Linked DNA regions of Homo sapiens: regions 1, 2, 4, 5 and 6 are each linked to region 3. The links are chromatin contacts, found by Hi-C or POLR2A ChIA-PET in ENCODE. All regions are on one chromosome and are shown on one strand. The core of a region is the stretch at or near the end of the contact, and the rest is flanking DNA. Distances in the headings are between cores, read along the strand shown.

What was found. Hi-C counts contacts between places; a loop is a spot of excess contacts on that map. ChIA-PET counts read pairs that join two places held with the same protein, here RNA polymerase II (POLR2A). Pooled maps may share reads with other maps.
Region 1: a loop to region 3 is called in a map of CD8-positive, alpha-beta T cell, with 13 times the contacts of the local background. The contact joins the promoter of SLU7 here to the promoter of LARP1 in region 3. A Hi-C loop is called at or near these places in 3 of 168 maps with a recorded cell type or tissue (CD8-positive, alpha-beta T cell and naive thymus-derived CD4-positive, alpha-beta T cell) and 10 of 50 pooled maps. POLR2A ChIA-PET finds 5 or more read pairs at or near these places in 2 of 52 experiments (activated CD8-positive, alpha-beta memory T cell and naive thymus-derived CD8-positive, alpha-beta T cell).
Region 2: a loop to region 3 is called in a map of CD8-positive, alpha-beta T cell, with 11 times the contacts of the local background. The contact joins the promoter of CSNK1A1 here to the promoter of LARP1 in region 3. A Hi-C loop is called at or near these places in 2 of 168 maps with a recorded cell type or tissue (CD8-positive, alpha-beta T cell and naive thymus-derived CD4-positive, alpha-beta T cell), 1 of 37 single-sample maps with no recorded cell type and 6 of 50 pooled maps.
Region 4: a pooled map shows a loop between it and region 3 (26-fold over the local background). The contact joins the promoter of PPARGC1B here to the promoter of LARP1 in region 3. A Hi-C loop is called at or near these places in 2 of 37 single-sample maps with no recorded cell type and 7 of 50 pooled maps.
Region 5: a map of CD8-positive, alpha-beta T cell shows a loop between it and region 3 (22-fold over the local background). The contact joins the promoter of GRPEL2 here to the promoter of LARP1 in region 3. A Hi-C loop is called at or near these places in 1 of 168 maps with a recorded cell type or tissue (CD8-positive, alpha-beta T cell), 1 of 37 single-sample maps with no recorded cell type and 11 of 50 pooled maps.
Region 6: a map of naive thymus-derived CD4-positive, alpha-beta T cell shows a loop between it and region 3 (9-fold over the local background). The contact joins the promoter of PWWP2A here to the promoter of LARP1 in region 3. A Hi-C loop is called at or near these places in 2 of 168 maps with a recorded cell type or tissue (endothelial cell of umbilical vein and naive thymus-derived CD4-positive, alpha-beta T cell) and 12 of 50 pooled maps.

The regions. Positions count from the first base shown.
Region 1 is chr5:160,417,695-160,420,963 of GRCh38, reverse strand. It overlaps SLU7 (spliceosome associated SLU7), which reads left to right and starts at 1,883. Exons shown (of 16, transcript NM_006425.5): 1 at 1,883-1,941. RefSeq lists enhancers at 1,472-1,541, 1,552-1,671, 2,122-2,171.
Region 2 is chr5:149,550,108-149,553,299 of GRCh38, reverse strand. CSNK1A1 (casein kinase 1 alpha 1) reads left to right here and starts at 1,861. Exons shown (of 10, transcript NM_001892.6): 1 at 1,861-2,458; 2 at 3,119-3,192. The coding sequence starts at 2,336. It also overlaps a transcript of ARHGEF37 not described here. RefSeq lists enhancers at 1,284-1,353, 911-1,704, 1,404-2,073, 2,104-2,163, 2,294-2,353 and 1 more.
Region 3 is chr5:154,753,663-154,756,817 of GRCh38, reverse strand. LARP1 (La ribonucleoprotein 1, translational regulator) reads right to left here and starts at 1,441. Exons shown (of 19, transcript NM_033551.3): 1 at 625-1,441. The coding sequence starts at 1,060. LOC112267936 (a long non-coding RNA gene) reads left to right here and starts at 1,798. Exons shown (of 2, transcript XR_002956231.2): 1 at 1,798-3,039. RefSeq lists silencers at 364-473, 754-833, 874-1,283, 1,324-1,663, 1,914-2,063.
Region 4 is chr5:149,728,894-149,732,034 of GRCh38, reverse strand. PPARGC1B (PPARG coactivator 1 beta) reads right to left here and starts at 1,725. Exons shown (of 12, transcript NM_133263.4): 1 at 1,615-1,725. The coding sequence starts at 1,692. RefSeq lists silencers at 58-287, 318-407, 428-477, 488-587, 1,388-2,067 and enhancers at 1,058-1,107, 1,118-1,237, 1,476-2,126.
Region 5 is chr5:149,343,496-149,346,748 of GRCh38, reverse strand. It overlaps GRPEL2 (GrpE like 2, mitochondrial), which reads right to left and starts at 1,250. Exons shown (of 4, transcript NM_152407.4): 1 at 1,133-1,250. The coding sequence starts at 1,209. AFAP1L1 (actin filament associated protein 1 like 1) reads right to left here. Exons shown (of 19, transcript NM_152406.4): 19 at 3,112-3,253. RefSeq lists enhancers at 318-941, 942-1,567.
Region 6 is chr5:160,117,623-160,120,911 of GRCh38, reverse strand. It overlaps PWWP2A (PWWP domain containing 2A), which reads left to right and starts at 1,462. Exons shown (of 2, transcript NM_001130864.2): 1 at 1,462-2,107. The coding sequence starts at 1,524. RefSeq lists silencers at 1,337-1,386, 1,547-1,646, 1,747-1,926, 2,047-2,466 and an enhancer at 1,411-1,910.

The sequences.
Region 1 (3,269 bases), core at 634-3,133, 5.7 Mb before region 3:
CAAACTCCGCTTCCCACAGTTCACCATATATGCATTTTAAGCTGCAGATCAGCTGAGAGAGAGGAGTTGATTCCATATTACTCTTTCACGAAAGGCTTGACACTATACCTGACATAGACATGGTTCTCAATATATGCCAGTTCATCATCTCTTTTTCCCTGGCATTTCAGGACCAATATTGATTGAATGATTCATTCATTCACAAATATTTATTGAATACCTATTAAATGCTGGACATTATACTAGGTTATAAGAAAAGAGCCTAACTTAAGGTGAAGAAAAGAGGAAAGACAGAAAAATATGCATACCTTTATTGTCCCTTCACTGTTCTTTTTCCTTTATCCCCATCCTTTATTTCCTCCTGTATCTCCTAAATTTTACATCATCATATTATATTATCAGCACTCAAAGTGTTAATTTTTAAGACTAAATCTGCACAACACCTATAGCTTCCAAGTGGGGATTCTCTATCTACAGAGGTTTTGAGGTGCAAGGTTTGTCTTAGGATGTCTTCTTTTTTTCACCAACAGAAAGCATTGTTTCTCCTAAGGTCATGCAGCAGCTGTAAACCATAACCACCCTCTCTGAATAACCACTGTTTTCTTACTAATGATGCCCTCAGACCAGCTTTGCTATTCCTATTACTGGAAATACTCAATTGCTAAACCACCCTCACTCATAACAGCACTTAGTCCCTAATCAGTTTCTCCCAATCCTTCTTTACAAACAGCAACCCATCCAGAACCAATCCCGGCTTTCCTAGACCTTCCTCAGAACCCTCCAGAGGGACCTCAAGTCTTAGAAAAGATTCAACTGTCTTGTCCTGCGCTTTCTGATTCCTCTTCGAGATGCGCTCTCCTGGTGGTTTTGGCTAATTAGGCCTTAACACTCCTAAGCAAATTTCAGGAATATTTTTAAGTGGAAAAAAACAAAGCCTGAGTGATTCATAGACTCTATTCACTTTCACGCTAGTCTCTGACACTGTTTCTTCATCTACTGCCCTGTAAAAGCAAAATTAATATTTATGTTCCTAAACTCCAGGTATTGCAAATTCTTAATACGAAAAAAATAGATTCTATTATGTTGGGCTATTTTATTGAGGCAGGAATGGTAGCTACTTTTACTTTTACATTCAAAAAGGATACACGTTATGGGGGGGAGGGGGAGAACAACCAGAATAGAAAGCACAAAGAAAAAAAAAAATCACAAGAAATTCTACCACGAAAATTAGTTTATTTTCCAGTGTTTTATTTCACATGTATACTTTTAAAGAAGGGATGGGATAGCATAGATACTGTTTCTCCAAAATGGAAATTGTCGTATTTTTTTCTAATGATAACATGCCTTATGTTCTCACAGCACCTGGTATTCTTTTCATAGCAACTTTTCACAGCTGCTAAATCTGAATAGTTGTTTCGGTGTCTTTCGCACTCTGATGTAAATCTGAGGGAAGACACTGTTCACCAAATCCCCAGCATGTTACACAGCCTGGCTACTAATTAGTGCCAAGTTTAACTGCTTTTTTTTTTTTTTTAAGCTGATACGTCACCAACTTCCCCATTCATTTCATAGTCCCCTGGTGAGGCTTAAGCTCTTGTCTGTTCTGGTCTTTTTTTTTTTTTTTTAACTTCCTAAAATTCTCCGATTCTAAAAGAAAGCTCCTAAATAGAAGCCAAAAAGTAGCCGCCCAACTTGAAACTCCCCACAAGCCGGGTAAATAGCGCGATACGCAGCAGCTAGAGTTCTCGCGTTTCCCACGGCGCAGGAGCACTGGAGGGCCCCCCTCCGCCCCCGGCCCCGCCAGGAAATTAGTGCGCATGTGCCGGTCATCCGGAAGTTACCGCAGTGGCCGCCGGAATTAGGCGAAAAGCCGGAAGTAAACATTACGAGATTGGCTTGGATTCTGTCGGATGGACTTGGGGCTAGCTGCGGCGGGGCTGGGTAAGAAAATATTGTTAGAACTTGCGGGCGACGGGGAGTTGGGGAACCTGAGAAAATGAGTCGAAGGCTCCTAATTATTGGATATATCTTCACGGGGGTGATGAGCCCTCAGGTGTTGAGGGAGCGAGGACGGGGGACCGAAAAGCCACTGTCCTGAGACCCATTCATGGCACTCGTGCCCTGCCAGGCCAGGCCTGCGTCTTCAGGGAAACAGTCGGGATAACTATGAGAGTGTCGCCTTTGTGGCGGTGCCTCGAAGACCTTGAGCAATCCCCGGACTGCGAGCAGGGAAAGCTGCTTCCAGTACCCAAATTGACAGACTGTATTTCCTCGCCAGAAAAATTTACTTGAGCTTCAGTTTTTCCTGTTAAGTCGAGATGATCCGACTTCAGTGGGGTATCATGCGGGTATAAATGAAAACATCTATGTAAGTAAAGCGCTAAACAGTGTCTTACGTAAGCCCTCAGTAAGTGGGAGCTATTACTGTTTTTAGTTGGAGAAAATAGGTCCCTCCACAGCGACGGAAACTAGTGCGTACAACTTGGTGACTATAATACTTTATTCAGTTTTAGTTTTTAATATTTTAGGCCCAGAAGCCAATGTTCTGTGGACAAGTATAACATACTGGTTTAGAGAACTGACTTTGGAGTCAGAGTTGTGTTTGAAGTCCTTATTTCTTACTACAATGTGTTCTTGGCTGAGGATCTTACCTCTCAGAACCTGTTTCTTCACTGTAAAATGGTGTTCATCAGACCTATCTACTGGGCTTATTGTGAAGATTAGATGAGGTGATACACGGTAGGCTCGAGAAATGGTAGCTGTTTTAATAAAGATTAAATTTACCGTTGTTGTGCTTCTCTTCGCAGTATATTTAGGCCATCAGTTTATATGTTACACAAATATATGTGGAGGTTTTCTATAGGTCAGACATAGAAGAGAACACCTTTGAGAAGCATCGTAGACCCCCAGGCATTGAGCACTTTCCACTGGGAAAGAGCTTGTGTAAAGGCCCAGTGTCTACAGGGAGCACGGTTTGTTAGAGGAACTAGAGGAACTACAAGAAGGTCTATGTAGTTAGTAGAGAAGGAAGCGGGGATAGTTGTAATGGTGAGGCTGGAAGGTAGGCAGGTGCCAGACCATGGTGGACCGTGTAGGTGTGTTAAAAAGATGTCAGTTTTTAGAGTACGAATGATAAAATCCTTTGGAGCGTCATTTTTTTTTTTTTTTTTTTGAGACGTAGTCTAGCTCTGTCGCCCAGGCTGGAGTGCAGTGACGCAATATCAGCTCACTGCAATATCGGCCTCCTGGGTTCAGGTGATTCTCCTGTC
Region 2 (3,192 bases), core at 612-3,111, 5.2 Mb after region 3:
GCCTCCCTAGTAGCTGGAGCTACAAGGCACATGCTACCATGCCCAGCTAAGTTTTGTATTTTTAGTAGAGACAGGGTTTCACCACGTTGGCCAGAATGGTCTCGAACTCCCGACCTCAGGTGATCCAGCCGCCTCGGCCTCCCAAAGTGCTGGGATTACAGGTGTGAGCCCACCATGCCCGGCTGCATTTTATATCAGAATTTAACAGCAGATTTTAACTTAGTCAAAACATGCTTTAGAGTCACCAAAGGAGAATGATGTCTAACAGTGCTGATTTGGGAGTTGGGCACCCTGAGTGTTGGTTGGGCTTTAAAAACTTCATGCTAAACTTCAGGGGAAGTCTCCTCCCCTCTCTCTTCAGTTGTCTTCCGAGATGAACCCTATTACTAATTACTTGACCACCTTTCAAAGTTGCAGTTAAAATTCTTCACATTTTTCTCCCATTTCTATTTAATTAATTATTTTTTTTTTGAGACAGGGTCTCTCTGTTGCCCAGGCTGGAGTACAGTGGCGTGATCTAGTCTCACCGCAACCTCCGCCTCCCGGGTTCAAGCGATTCTCAGACTCCCGAATAGCTGGGGTTACAAGTGTGCGCCATCACACCCGGCTAATTTTTGTATTTTTAGTAGATACGGGGTTTCATCATGTTGGCCAGGCTGGTCTCGAACAACTGACCTCAAGTGATCTGCCCGCCCCGGCCTCCCGAAGTGCTGGGATTACAGGCGTGAGCCACTGCGCCCGCCCCCCATTTCTATTTTAATTAAATTTTATTTAGGATAGGCTTAGCTTAAATTTTTACGACTGAGGTCTGACTTAAGATGATAGCATCAACCATGGAGTTTTCTTTCGTGAACATTATTATTACTAAGCCCAATTTTCCCAGGTCAAATTTTGTAAAACAAAACGTGGTCAAAATTTGATTCTCTGATCGATTTTTTGTAAAAAAGAAAAAAATTACCGTGTAGTTTTAAATGTTGTCAATTAAATTTTGTAATAGTTACCTCTACTCTGTTCAGGTTAATACTGAGGTTTTCAACAAGACCAACATACGATTCTTTTTTTTTTTTTTTTTTTTTTTTTTGGTGGGGTTGAGGGGACATAACAGTTTTTTCACTCTTGTTAAATTAATTTTCTGTTGATTCCATCTATCCTTAATCTTCATTATGAGCAACATACCAGGTTTTCTTCTGAAGATCATATGTGGTAGTGAGGCAATAATGCAAAGACATAGGATGGCAGGGGGATTCCGGCTTCTTTCTTTCTTCCCCTCCTGTGGAAAGAGGGTCTATAACACTCCGTAGTAGATAGGACAATTCTAATTATGAAGGGTAATTAGCTAGGCTCTGCTACAACCGAGAGCCCTGAGAGATTCCTCGACGCTGGCTGCTTTTCTCTTCCTCTCCACCAGAGGCGACAGCCTCTTTCCAAACAGAAACTGGGTTGGAATAGGCCGGTCCGGGGGAACGGCCAGAAGAAAGATCAAAGGTTAAAAACCGCCTCAAAGAGCACAGGTCAATACCCAACTCCTAAGGAGGCCTTAAGCTTTCATCTGCCACGAAACATGAAGGTGACTCCTCCCAATATCAAGGCCGGGGGGCCACTCAGCCTTCCAGAGACCCGGCGGGTCCGAGGCGAGTAACAGGTAACACCTGCTGAGCCGCCGCCGACCGGAAGTGGAAGAGAGCCCGGGACGGGGGTGAGGACAGGCCGCGGCACGCCTGCGCAGTCAGCAGGAGTTGCAGCGCTCATGCGCAGCTGGGCGGTGACAGGGTGACGCTCGGAGCGTGGGCCGCGACTCTCACGGATCCGGTTCCGCCCTCTCGCTGCCGATCCTTCGGAGCGAGCGCCCGAGATCCCTTTCCCAGAGTGCTCTGCGCCGTGAAGAAGCGGCTCCCGGGGACTGGGGGCATTTTGTGTTGGCTGGAGCTGGAGTAACAAGATGGCGTCGTCCGCGGAGTGACAGGGGTCCCTCTGGGCCGGAGCCGGCGGCAGTGGTGGCAGCGGTATCGCCGCCCTAGCTCACCGCGCCCCTTTTCCAGCCCGCGACGTCGCCGCGCAAGCGAGGCAGCGGCGGCCGCCGAGAAACAAGTGGCCCAGCCTGGTAACCGCCGAGAAGCCCTTCACAAACTGCGGCCTGGCAAAAAGAAACCTGACTGAGCGGCGGTGATCAGGTTCCCCTCTGCTGATTCTGGGCCCCGAACCCCGGTAAAGGCCTCCGTGTTCCGTTTCCTGCCGCCCTCCTCCGTAGCCTTGCCTAGTGTAGGAGCCCCGAGGCCTCCGTCCTCTTCCCAGAGGTGTCGGGGCTTGGCCCCAGCCTCCATCTTCGTCTCTCAGGATGGCGAGTAGCAGCGGCTCCAAGGCTGAATTCATTGTCGGAGGGAAATATAAACTGGTACGGAAGATCGGGTCTGGCTCCTTCGGGGACATCTATTTGGCGATCAACATCACCAACGGCGAGGTAATCATCTGGGGTGGGGTTCACGATAACGCTGCGCTTTTACTCATTCCCCCCACCACCACCGTGCACCCCCAAAGTGCTCGGGCCTCTCCTCATCGCACGCACTCGCCAGGGAGTCCAGGGAGCTAGTTTTCCTGGCTTACGAACCTCGTCCGCTGTCTCCCTAAAAGGGTCAAGAACCCGATAGAAAGGTTGGGGGAACTAGTTTCCCACCTTGTTAAACACGTCCCATAAATGTCCCTTAGTCGAGCTTTTTTTTTTTTTAACCGTCTTTTAAGGTGGAAACGGCAAAATCCTCTTTCAGTGATTCCCATGTTTTTTTTTTTTTAATTCTTAATTCTACTGGGCCTCTTGTTCCAATTAGAACAGTTTCCGATCGCCTAGTTCCTTAAAAACCTCTCACTACGTTCAGAGGTTGCCTCTTTTTTCTGGATGAATCATTTTCCTGCACTTTAGAGGACGTACGGATTTCGTCACTACCCCCTGAAGAGGCCTTTGAGGCTGGTTGCCTCGTTTTATAATTACCGAGAGCTTTCTCTTTCCAGCTTTTCACTTCTTCTTGTAGTCGCGACTTGGAGTTTTGCTAATGTCTCCCTCCTTTCCTAAGTGACATTGAATCCGTAGGGATGTTGATGCCATCATCCCCTCTTTCCCCTGCAGGAAGTGGCAGTGAAGCTAGAATCTCAGAAGGCCAGGCATCCCCAGTTGCTGTACGAGAGCAAGCTCTATAAGAT
Region 3 (3,155 bases), core at 192-2,691:
CCGAATTCGATGACACGATGGGTTTCTTCTCCCCACAACTGACCCCTCAACCCGTCTCCAAATGGCGATTCTAAAGCCCAATTTCATCTCCCCGAGAACAAAACTTGTTAACTTTTAATCCCCGCATCCGTGCGGCCAGCATGTACTCCGCGCCGGGCACTGGGTTGCCCGTGACATATGCTCATTAAACATTTACAACATGGGGACGCTCGCAACGCTACCAAAACGGGGAGCGCCGGGCGGGGTGGGAAGAGGGGCTTCCAGAGGAAGGTTCAAACCAGAAACCGTCTCTTACACCAGCATGCGGTGGGGATCGTTTCACTGAAACCAGCGCCCACCCTCTGCCGACGAGGTAGGCCCGAACCACACCGTTGCCCACTAACCGCTGCGGCCCAGGCGGTGGCCGTAGCCTCCCGGAGGCCGGGCCCTCGGGCAGGGGCAGGTCCCTGAGTGTACGGTGGGGGGGAGGGCGCGGCGACCAGGATCAACCAGGAGGCAATTTTAAAAAGTCCCGAGTCACCATGACCGGTAGCAGACCCCGGGGCCCTGGAGGTGCTGGGGGAGGGGACTCCCATGTCCCCGGAAGAGGCCCCCGGACCCAGGAGGGCAAGGAGGGAGACCCACCTGGGGGGGACTGTCCGTTCACGGTGGTCAGGACCGGCGGCAATGCGTTCTTAGTCCACGGGTTCACCTTGGGCGGGGGGGCTTCCACGAAGTCCCGGCGCCCCGCGCCCGCGGCTCCGGCAGCTCCTCCGCCAGCGCCTGGCTCGCCGCCGCCCTCCTCCCCGTCGCTGATGGCCGGGCCTTCGGCGCCGGGCAGCTGCAGCGGCCGCGGGCTCTCGCGCTCCTGCTGCCCGGTGCCCTCCTTGTGCGGCTTGGCGCAGGGCGGCCGGGGTCTCCGAGCGCTGCCGTCCGGCTCCCCCCCGCGGACGTCGTTTGGCCCGGGCTCGCCCTTGCCCTCGGGCGCCGGCGGCGGCTTCTTCCTCACCAGCCCCCCGTGCTCTTCGGCCTGCAAGAGCGTGGCGCCCCCAGGCAGCAGCGGCTCCACCTGAGTGGCCATCTGCGCGCCCGCCCCCCCGGAGAAGCCGGGCGCGCCCGAGGCTGCCTCCCCCGCCTCGAACTTGGCTAGCAGAGCGCCCGCGACGCCTTCCTCCGGGGCGCTGGGCCCCAGTCCCTGCAGAGAAGGGTCGGGGTTCACGCGAGGTGCGGCCCCCTCCCAGTTAGATGCAGCCGCCGTAAATCCGAGGCCCACTAGCGGGGCGGGGGGGGAGGAAGGCCCCCCACTCTGCAGTCCAGGCCTCCTAGGCGTGCGTCCCCCCCCGCCCGTTCCTCGCAAGACGCCCCCACCCCGAGCCCGGCAGGCTTCTAGTCCCGTCCCTCCCTCCCCCCCGCCCCCGGGGCGGCCCGGGCTTCCCGGCTCGGGGGCTGCAGCAATATGGACGGACGGGGGAGAGGCGCGGCGAGCCAAGCAGACCACGCGATCCGCGGCAGGCGGCGGGCGGGCGCGCGCCTCACGACGCGGCGGGCGAGGGGAGGGGACGGCGCAGCGGGGGCGCGCCGCTGGCCGGGCCCTGGGCGACGGGCGGGCAGGAGGCGGCGGGACGGCGCGCGCACGGCTACGCGGTCCTGCCCCTCGCCCCGCCCCTCGTCTCCGATTCCTCAGAGCACCTCCCGGGCTGGGGGTAGGGACGCTCAGACCGGACGGGGGCGAGCACGTGCCTGATGCAATTCGGGAGTTGTCGGTGGGGGCGCTGACGGGGATAGGAGAGAAGGCTGGGCGAGGAGGGGAGGTATCTTAAAGGGCCAGCGCGTGAGAGCGGCCTCAGGTGGAGCACATGGGACCCGGCCACGCGGCCTGCCGGGCCTGCTCGTGCTCTTTAGGCTGGGTGTCAGATTCAGGGGAAGGAGCCATTAGTGTCATTCCTGACTTCTAGGAGGCCGAAGGGAGGACCCTCATCCGCCCCGAGGACGCGCCAACGCCGCCCCCTCCCCTGTGCCCGGCGGGCCTGGCCCCTTCGGTCCCCGCCCGGGTGACCTTGGTTGGGTGAGCCGTCCGCACCTCAGTGGGTTGTGCTCCGCGCCTCGCCGCCGCTGGGCCTGGCCTCGACACTACCCGGAGATGGGTTCAACTCCGGGCCTGGAAAGCGAGTCTTTAGCCCTTGCGGGCAGCCGGCGCCTAGGAAGTGGGAACGGAATTACTAAAGCCCTCACCCAGGCCAGGCCCTTCTCCCCGCCGCGAAACCTTGTATTTATGGGCAGGAAATGTCTTTTCTTTCAAGTGGATGTCGTTTTTTTTCTAAAGAATTGCTTTGGGCGGAGTTGAACCGTCCCTGGATTGGGACTTCTGAGATCTGAGATTTTATCCTGGCCCTGCCCCCTTACCATCTCTGCAGCAGTGACTTCCAGCTTCGTGGGCCTCAGTTTCTCTATTGTAAAATGAAGGAGCAGTGTATGACAGCAGTTTCAAACTTCAGTGTACATTCGATTCAATACTTACTGACCTCGTACTGTGGGGGCCTTGCAGGGTTCTAGGAAACGGGTTTGGTATAAACTAGGCTAACAAAGTCCCTATCCTCATGGAATTTATTCTAAGGTGGGGAAAGAGACAATAAACAAGTAATAAATTATTGTCTAGTATCTATGAAGACAATAGTTAAACTGTGGTAATCAGTTAGACTAGATGGGCTACTTTTGTTTGGGTGATAAGGGAAGACTTCTTTGAACGCAGATGCCAAAGTATTAGGAATCAGGCTCGGTCTGGGACTGGACCCAGAAATCTGCGTGTCTAGCAAGATCCCTTTGGTGCTTATGACTTCACTTGGAGAAGTCCTGGCTTCTGACTGGCTGTGATCCCACGTGCTCACATAACATAACAGCCTGGAATGTTGGCCATCTCCAAAACAAGAATTAGAGCACACGACCTGCTGGATCTAGGAGAAGACTGAATGAAAAGCCTCTTGGAACTGCCCCAGCCAGCAAAGCTGAGCTGTAGGATTGTTGTAACCAGTATGGGGGAGAAGTACTGGTAGGGATAGCCAGGTAATGCCATGTCTACTTCCAACTCTTGGGTTATTCAGCCTCCAAGCCTTGGCCAGCTAGCCGCACTTCCCTGGACCCCTCTCCTGGTGGAAAAATGGGGGTAAATAATGCCTGAC
Region 4 (3,141 bases), core at 476-2,975, 5.0 Mb after region 3:
ACCCGCTCATCACACATTCCCCTCGATCTCGAGAAGCGCAATCACACGCCACTAGCCCCTCCGGCCTCTGCCGCGAACCCACCCGAGCGCGCCCGCCACCGACCACGCGGCCCCGCGGCTCCCCTACGCAGCGGCGTCTGCAGCGGGCCAGGGGCGGCCTGCCTCCCGCGTGGCGGGCTTCCTCTCGGCGACACCCTGCCACGCCACGCCGTCCCAGCCGCCAGCCCGAAGTCGCTGCCCGGAGCTGAACGTCTCGGCTGCGGCGTCCCTTCCAAGTCGCGTTTCACCGCAAGGAGTCAGCTTGCAAGCCTCTCCCCGCCCACCCGGTCCCATGACAGCTGCTGCCGCCCAAAGACAGGCAGATTATAACAAGAAGCAAAGTTTCCCTCTCTCTCCTCCCACCTCCCTCCCCCAATCTCCGCCTTCCCCCTCCCTTCCACTGTTATGCAAAACGGGCCGGCACCGGCGCTCCCACTCCAGGTACCAAACCAGCCCCCGCGAGCCGCGCCCGGTTCCGCCCGGCCGCCCCTCTCCGTGCCCAGGCGTGTGCCAGCACCCGGGGCTCCTCCGAGGTTCCGCCGCATCCTCAGCTTCCCAATGACCCGCAGCCGGGCGCCCAGAGAAAAAGCCCTAACTCTGGAGCCAAACTTTATGCTTGCAACAGGCATTGGGTGGGGAAAATGGGGGAAGGGGTGGGGGCCGCGCACGCCTCGTGCTGACATTTTTGGTGGCTGCTTGTCCCAGCAGCACCCCTCTCCCAGTCTCCAAGCCACCAGCTTCCTCGCTCCCCCGCGCCCCGGCACACCAGAGCACCCTCTCCTGTCACGCGCGTGTCGCCAGTGGGGCTCCCGGGCTCAGCCAGTGCCTGGGACTCCGCCTCGCCTTCCCTTCCCCCTGCATCGTGGAGCGCGCACCGGGGCCGCGCACCGCAGGGGGACCCAGGCGCCCCCAGACAGTCCTTCCGCCCCCATCCAGCCTGGCTTTTCCCCCCAGGGGGCTCCGCCCGATAGCGAAACCAGGAAGACGCTGTCTCCGCCCGCATGTCCACGTGCCCCGCAGACCCTTATGCCTTTAGCCGGCAACTGGCAGGAAACTCCGCGCTGCGGGCGCGGGTAGAAAGCCGCGGGGGGCCAGCAACAGCACTCTGGGGACTACAGCCTGGAGGACTAGGGGACTCCGGAGACCCGGGCATGCACCCGTGCCGGGGCCACAAGTCCACGTGAAAGTACGGCAGCAAGTGCCGGGCGCTGACGGCGCGCCTCCAGCACCCAGCGCCAGCCTGAGGGTACCCCACACCGTGGCGCGCCTCCACCTCCCAAAGGAAGCGCGGTACCCCCCAGTTTTGCCCGCGGGGTGGCAGACTCCAAGCGGCCAAGGCTAGACCCTCCCCAGCGGCCGTAGCGCCCCCAGCGCTCCGGCACGCGCCGGGAGACCTCCGGCTCCCTGCCCCGGTAACGGAGCGCATCGCAGGGCGCCTGGAAGGGGGGCTCTGCAGCCTGGAACCCCCAGTTACCCCAGGGCTCCCACCGCTGCCTCCCGGCCTCCGCGGCTGCAGCTGCGGCCCCCGCAGCTCAGCACCCCTGGCCCCGGGCCCGCAGCCCCAGCCGGCCGTACCTGCGTGTCAGCGAGATAGTTGAGGAAGAAGGAGGAGAGCTCTTCGTCCAGCAGCGCGCCGCAGTCGTTCCCCGCCATCTTCCAGCCGCGGCTGCAGCGTGCGGCGGAGTCAACGCCGAGCCGGCCCGGGGGGAGGGAGCCAGCGAGCGAGCAAGGGAGGAGGGAGGAGGGAGTGAGGCCGGCGGGAGGCGGAGGGCGGAGCTCGAGCCCCCGGCTGCCGCAGGGCCGCTAGCTGCGGGGGCGGGGCCGCGCGGCGCCCGCGGGAGCCGGGGGTCGCTCACCCACTTTCCTGCGCCGTGTCTGGCGCCGCGACCAGCTCACGCAGCCCTCAGCAAGGGGTAAAGCGCAGGCAGCCAGGTGGCGGTGCCCCAGCCAGCAGCCCGATGCCTGCGCAGCAATGCGGGCAGCCCCCGGCTCCTGCCAGAGCGAATCACGTTGCGTTAGCGCTGGGCGGGTCCTGCGAGACAACCTGCTTCTTCTGCACAGCTGGGGAAACTGAGGCTCGAGAAGGAATAGGACCTCGTTCGAAGGCCGGGCGCAGTGGCTCACGCCTGTAATCCCAGCACTTTGGGAGGCCGAGGCGGGTGGATCACCTGAGGTCAGGAGTTTGAGACCAGCCTGGCCAACATGGTGAAACCCCGTCTCTACTGAAAATACAAAAAAAATTAGCCAGGCATGGTGGCGGGCGCCTGTAAGTCACTCTTCATATCCCTCCTGAAAAAAAAAAAAAAAAAAAAATATATATATATATATATATATATGTATGTATGTGTATATATATGTATGTATGTATGTATGTGTATATATGTATGTATGTATGTGTATATATATGTATGTATATATATGTATGTGTATATATATGTATGTATATATATATGTATGTATGTATGTATGTATGTATGTATGTATGTATATACCTAGGACCTCGTTCAAAGCTACAGCGCACATCAGTTGCAGGAAGGGAAAGCTTAGGTCTTACTCCCCTGGAGGACTGTTTCTCTACCCAGGCTACAAGGCCAGAGAAGGAGGGAGAAATACCATAGATCAAAAGCAAAGAAATCAAGGAAGTCTCCTTGGAGGAGGAGGCATTTTTATCTTTTACTTGAAGGGTGCGTTTGCCTATATTCTGTGCTAAACCTGATCATATATCTCTCTCTGCCATCGTCCCCAGCACCCTTCCCCCAAAAAACTCCAATGAGTTCTCTTACCAATGCCCACAATGCATGAAGGGGCTGGGCTCCTGCCAGCCTCCGCAGGCCCGCTCACAACGGGCTTGCCACTCACCTAGTAATCTCTTCGGGGCATCTTTCCCTATTACCCCTTGGACTGTCAAGCCATTTCCTCTCCTTCCACCTCCACCATCATGGGCTCCCTTAGCTCCACCAGCAGGCCTTTTTTCTCTAAAAGCTGGTCACAGTTGCCGTTTTACATTTGTTGCAATGAAGACTTAATCTTTGTATCTCTCCTTACAAGACTCTAACACCATGAAAGCAGGGCCTAAATCTGCTTTTGCACTTGCTGTATCTG
Region 5 (3,253 bases), core at 1-2,500, 5.4 Mb after region 3:
AAAAAAAAAAAAAAAAAAAAAAAAAAAAAAAAATTCTCAGGGCCAGTTCAAAGGGAAAATGGCCAAAGCTTAGACCAAGAAATAGGGTTGGGGAGTTGTGGCCAATCTCAATTCCTACTGCTTCAGAACTGGAGTAGGGAGACAGCTTACCAGAAGGAACCATTTTTCTTCTGGTCATTTCCTTACATCACCAACAAGCTGCCAAAAAGACTTGAGAACGGTAAGCAAAACCAAGTCCCGAAACCCTGAATGCAACCTCTCACTTAGGTGCTAGGGTAGGATGTTGGGTCAGGTGTGTTAAGGTAAAAAGGGTGACATATGTAGTTAAGCACATTTACCAGATTCTCCCGTAGCTTACTTTACTATTCAGAGGTCCAACCCTACCTCGTACTCAACTATTTTTATTCTCTATCCCAGGAAGAAACAGTGTAGGGGCAACAGTCTCTGAGAAAATTAATTAACATCGCTCATTAAATAAGAGCGCCGATTCCAACGCCCTGACTGGTTTCCAGCCCGGGTTCCACCACTTCCCAAATATTTAAGTTTGGAAGTTACTCAACTTTTCTAAACCTCACTTTCCTTAACTACTAAATGGGTAATAATAAAAAGAACCACCCATAATTCTGCAGTCGGCCTCGTAAGCGACCAATAAAAGCTGCCGATGGAACTTGTCTTCCGAAGGCTGATGCAATGGCCGTTTGGAGAAACAAGTTCAGCGGCCTCCTTTTACTGACAGGTACAACAGTGCCCGGATAACGGAGAAAGGACTGGCCTTAGGTCACACGGAGTGAGGGGAGAGAACCCAAATTTACCCACAGGTACCACAGGCTGGGAGAAGAGGCCGGGAGAGTGGTACATCCCTCCCTTGGGGGCTTAAGAGACTTCTCACCTTCCAGGCCATGCATGACCTCGGATCTCCTTACCTTCCTCGGCCTAAGAAAGAGGCACGGCTGATGGCCTCAGTTTCCCCGTCTGTAAAATGGGGCCGTGAGTGCACGGTCGTAGAGGCCGAGAAGCTTGGTCCCCTGGCCTACGCTCAGATAGCTCTCGCCTTCCAGCCCACAACCACCCCGGCTGGCTCGCTAGCCCCTCAGAGTCCTCACGCTCCCGACTCCCCGCCTGCAATGCTTACTTGCTCTCCCACGCGGCACTCCAGGCCAGTAGGCGCTGCACCCGCAGCCGGCCCGCCCACAGCGACCGTACGGCCATGTTTCCAATTTGGGCTGAGAGGCAGCGCACGCGCACTTGCTGCGAGTGAAGAGATGCTCCCGCTTAAAAACCAGCCTTTGCGGGCGTTTCCCTCTCAGGACTTCCGGACAGGAACGCTATGCTTCCGGTTGCCCGATGGGCCGCGCCGTTCCCCATCCGGTCGTCCGGAGCTAAGGCAACACTTCCGGCTCTCAGTGTGTTCCGCGGGTAGGCGAGGTCCTAGTAGTAACTACAGTCTCCGTGCTGGGCGCAGGGTCGGCAGCAAAGAAAGCAGATCATAGCTGTGCCCGCATGGAGCTTACTTGATATTATGAGCGATAAACAGATACAAGCGGGATGTAAAGTCAGAATATGAGCGGTGTTTGAAGGTGAGGGGCAGGTGTCGCGGAAGCCTAGAATAGAAATCTAGCCTTGTGGAAAGTTTTCCCAGAGGAAGGGGGTATTTGAGCTGAGCTGAAGAAAGGGTTCAGGCAGAGGGAAACATCTGCAGAAGCCTAATAAAGAGAGAAGAGTATTGCATGTAAGGGACTGAAATATACTGAGGCGGGAGGGCAACAGGACTGGTGGTTAGGAAGGGCTAGATCACGTGAGCGGTTTAAAACATCGCAGCCTGAACCATTGCCCATCACTCCTCCCAGTCTTTTTCTCTAATGCCCTTCTTATCGACTGAATTGTTTTTTTAAATAGTGTGTATTTTCTCATTTCCTCTCACTAAAATATAAGCTCTTTTAAGGCAGAGATATTGTCTATTCATTCCCATTGAGCAGTGCCCTAATGTAGGTGTTCAAAATTATTTTTTTTGAGATGGAGTCTCACTCTGTCACCCAGGCTGGAGTGCAGTGGCACGATCTCGGCTCACTGCAACCTCTGCCTCCCAGGTTCAAGTGATTCTCCTGCCTCAGCCTCCTCAGTAGCTGGGATTACAGGCGCCCACTACACCCGGCTAATTTTTGTATTTTTAGTAGAGACAGGGTTTCACCATGTTGGTTAGGCTGGGCTTGAACTCCTGACCTCAGGTGATCTGCCTTCCTCAGCCTTCCAAAGTGCTGGGATTACAGGCATGAGCCACCGCCCCCGGCTTCAAAAAACTTTTTTGCTGAATGCAATTTAGTCTGATTCTGATTGCAATGGAATGTGAAAATAAATAAAACCTAAAAGCTGTTGGAACCTCCCAAATACTTGAAGCTTTGAGAGAGATGTGGCTGTGGTCTGAGTCCATGTAGCATGTTTTGTAGTTCTGCTTCTTAGAATTATAGCTTAATTCTCTTCCTCATTGTTCTTGTTCTGTAATGACTAGGAAAGAGCAGAGACCAGATTTCTTCCCTCTCAATTACTGATGTTTGTAATAGACAGCCTCCTTTATTGTCCTGCACCTAACTCAGACTAGATGGTGCCCTGAACTGAACTGACCCCATGACAGTTACATCTGCAGGATGTGATGTTAAATGTACCTTTCTTGAAGGAAAAAGACCACCTTAACTACTCAGATCATTGTAACTGTGCATTAAGCCTTGCATAGAAAGATGTTGAAATTCTGTTAAACCTCACTGAACCCAACCTTTCACACTTTGGAACACTGACTTCCATCTTTTTTAAGACAGACATATTTTTCCATTCTGTGCTTCCTGGGCAGGCCATCCTCAACCTTTGTGCTTGAATAAACTCTCTTTAAACTAGATTCTGACCTTTTAAATTATTTTAGATTGACAGGGAACATGTGACAAAGGCTTTCATGTTTAAAGAGTCACTTTGACTGCTGTGTGAAGCAGATTGCAAGGTGTAAGAAAAGAGGTAGGGAAGGCAATATGTTGCAGTAGCCCAGGCAAGATGGGGCTATATTCTGTCCTGGAAGAACAGAGAGAGACCTTCCTAACCACTGTAAAGTAACTGTGTCCAGCACCCTTTTAGTTTCTTAGTATTTTATTTCTTTTGCTTCCTTGTTAAGGTTTTTTCCTCCAACTAGAATGTGAGCTTCATGAGGTGTCTGTCTTGTTCACCACTGATTTCTGACATCTAGTATAGTAGGTACTCAAGTATTTGTTGA
Region 6 (3,289 bases), core at 213-2,712, 5.4 Mb before region 3:
CCCTGATTGGGATCTTCTACTGGCCTTTCCCCACGAGCCACTTGGTTTGAAATAGGCAGAGCATATGGTGATATTTGTTTATTGCTATTTTCAGTCTTTTCCATGTAAAACTGAAATTCTGACTATGCAATTTACCAGCCGAGTAACCTTGGGCACCCTCTTTGTGCCTCAAAATTTTAAGGATTGAGATGATATGCTATAGTGTTTGTATTAGTGCCTGGTACATGGTACTCAAAAGACACTAGCTGTAATTATTCTTCAGGACTTTATTTTTTTTACTTTCATTGCTAGCAGTTTTTCTACCCTCTCTCCTGCAGGCATTCTCCCAGAAAAAAGGCTGACTCTGTGGTGCCATTTGAGAGAAATAGGTTCAGTAGATTCTTCCAGAGATGACAAACGAAAAGACTTGATGTGGAAGTAAGAGAAGTAGGGGCGTCAGGACACTGAAGTGAGAGATCTTTTGTTCTCGTGGCATTGGAGAAGCCAGGAAAGAAAAAGGCTTTAGCAGGGACCAGGTGCGTCCACTTTGCAAGTGGATTTGGAGAGAACAAGCAGTGTTCACATATCAGTCCAGCAATGTCTCAAGACTCCTTCCTGGAACAGTCATCAGTTTAATCCAGTGAGGATGGTGTCTCTCTTCTTTCATGAGCATTTTCCTATTTCTGAAATATTAATAAATAGGTGCTTTGTTCCTAGGAAGTGGAGAGAAGTCAAGGAAAATACTCATCATACTCCTAGAAGTCAAGGAAAATACTCCTCGTACTCCTCATGGCCGCTGGAGCCCGCTGCTATGAGGTTATGGAGAACGTCTTGAACATTCCATTCCCCAGCACCTAGTGCAGTGACTAGCATAGTAGGCACTCAAAAAGTGTCTGTAGGATTGTATTTCAAACTTTAGTTGTCTTTCCCAAAGAAGCCTGTCGTGCCCACACGCGGCCGCAAGAAGTCCGCGCCTAGAAATAACATTTATTCTAAGGATCTCTGCGCAGAGATTCTTGGGAAGCGGTTCCCCTCCCGCATTCCCTTGTTACTCCTCCCCTCGGCCGCCTTTGAAAGAAGTGGCACGCCACATGATTCCATCCTTTCTCCCACCTCCAAAGACCTGGCTGATAATGGGCAGGAGCGTAGGCCAACCATAAAACTTTATTTCCTCTTCCAGCCAATAGCAAGAGGCGATGAGTATATGGCTCCTCTTTTGTGACTTCCCCCGCCCCCTTTGATTCCGCCCCCTATTCCTCCACTCAGATTCCACACTTGACAACACATCTGGCCAATGAGAAGTTCCTACTCTGCGTGGGAAGGATGGACTGACTAGATGATAGACGTCCATCCCTGGCCAATGGAATATCAAAAGTGCGGGAGGGGTGTAGAATGCAACCAATGGCGAGGTGCCAGAAACGAGCATCAGGGAAAGGGCGGGACGAAAGTGTTCGCGGGAGGGAGGGGAAGGCCCAGGGAACCAAGCAGCGCTGTCGCCGCCGCCGCTGCAGCCGGAGTTGGAGGAGGGAGAAGCTAGGAAGAAAATGGCGGCCGTGGCTGCAGAGGCGGCAGCGACTGCAGCGTCCCCCGGGGAGGGGGGCGCCGGCGAGGCCGAGCCGGAGATGGAGCCCATCCCCGGCAGTGAGGCCGGCACTGACCCCCTCCCGGTCACGGCCACTGAAGCGTCTGTGCCGGATGGCGAGACTGACGGGCAGCAATCCGCTCCTCAGGCCGACGAGCCGCCGCTCCCGCCGCCACCGCCGCCGCCGGGGGAGCTCGCCCGCAGCCCAGAGGCGGTGGGGCCGGAGCTGGAGGCTGAGGAGAAACTGTCCGTTCGGGTGGCGGAGTCGGCGGCAGCCGCGCCTCAGGGAGGGCCGGAACTTCCACCTTCTCCTGCATCGCCGCCGGAGCAGCCCCCGGCTCCCGAGGAGCGCGAGGAGCCGCCGCTGCCTCAGCCCGTAGCCCCGGCGCTCGTGCCGCCGGCGGGCGGGGACTCCACGGTGTCGCAACTGATCCCGGGCTCGGAGGTGCGGGTCACGCTGGACCACATCATTGAGGACGCGCTTGTCGTGTCGTTCCGCTTCGGGGAGAAGCTCTTCTCCGGGGTCCTCATGGATCTGTCCAAAAGGTACCGCGCCCGCCCCCAGCACCCTCCGGTCCGCTGGGTCCCCAGGGAGGGAGTGAGCCCGGGCGGCCCCCTCTCCCCGAGCCCTCGCTTCCCCGCTGCCCGGGGCCCCGCCCTCTGGTCCTGCGCGGCGCGTGGCGCGCGCTCCGAGTGGGGCAGGCGCGCGAGACCGGGAGAGGGCGGTCCCGGCCCCAGGTGGGCGCCTGCGGGGCAGGTGTGCCACCAGGTGGGAGGGTGCAGGTGCAGATGGGCTCACAGGTCTCACCCCTCACGCCTGGTCTTCTTCTGCGACTTGGCCTGGAGTCACCGTCACTGGGCGGGTGGGTTAATGCAAGATGCAGATGGATTTTTGCAGAGAACGGAGTGTTGGACGGGGGGACGGGGGGGCGGGGGGCATTGCTTGCGAGGAGGCACTTGTCTGTCCTCTAACGTTTAACTTTAGCGGGATTGGAGAAAGGGGTGTGTACATTGGGGTTCCCAAAAGGTTACCTGTCACTCCTTACAGGGGGAAGAGCATTTGTTAAAATGAACCTTTTAACTGTAATTCTTACGGTTAGAAGTCATTCCCGTTAGGTTAACCATTCAACAGAGAAGCATATTTTGCTAATTTTAATGATAGTTTAAGAAAAGTTTAAAGAAGAGATTGGAGATTTTTAAAAAATCCTTTAATGTCAAGGTGGTGTAGCATAAAAATGTTCAAGTAACTTCTAACACCTGGGATTCAGTTTATGTATTAAGGACAAGAAGGTTGAGTTCATCTACAAATTTGGCTTAACCACATTTTCATTTTTTGATTTAAAATGTTTTTGGGCTCTGCTTTCAACAGGGGAAGAGAACCTGTTCTAAGTCTGGAGTTAACCTTTTTATTCTCTTCTTTTGCAGATATGAAGTGCAGAGACTCCCATTCACGGCTTTCCATTCTGTTTCCTGCAACAGCACACGCTCTGATCGTATCTCACCTGTTTGCAATGGCTTATTAGTATGTTTTACTCTTAAACTTGCTTGCTCTCCCATCAAGACCCAGGAATCCTTCTTTCCCATTTGGGGAAAAAAGCCATTTAAAATTTCATATTGAAGTATGGTGTTTGAGGGGAAAGATGAGAGCAGTTATTCTGTATTATTTAATCTCAAATATCTTTTTTTTTTTTTTTGAGACGGAGTCTCACTCTGTCACCCAGGCTGGAG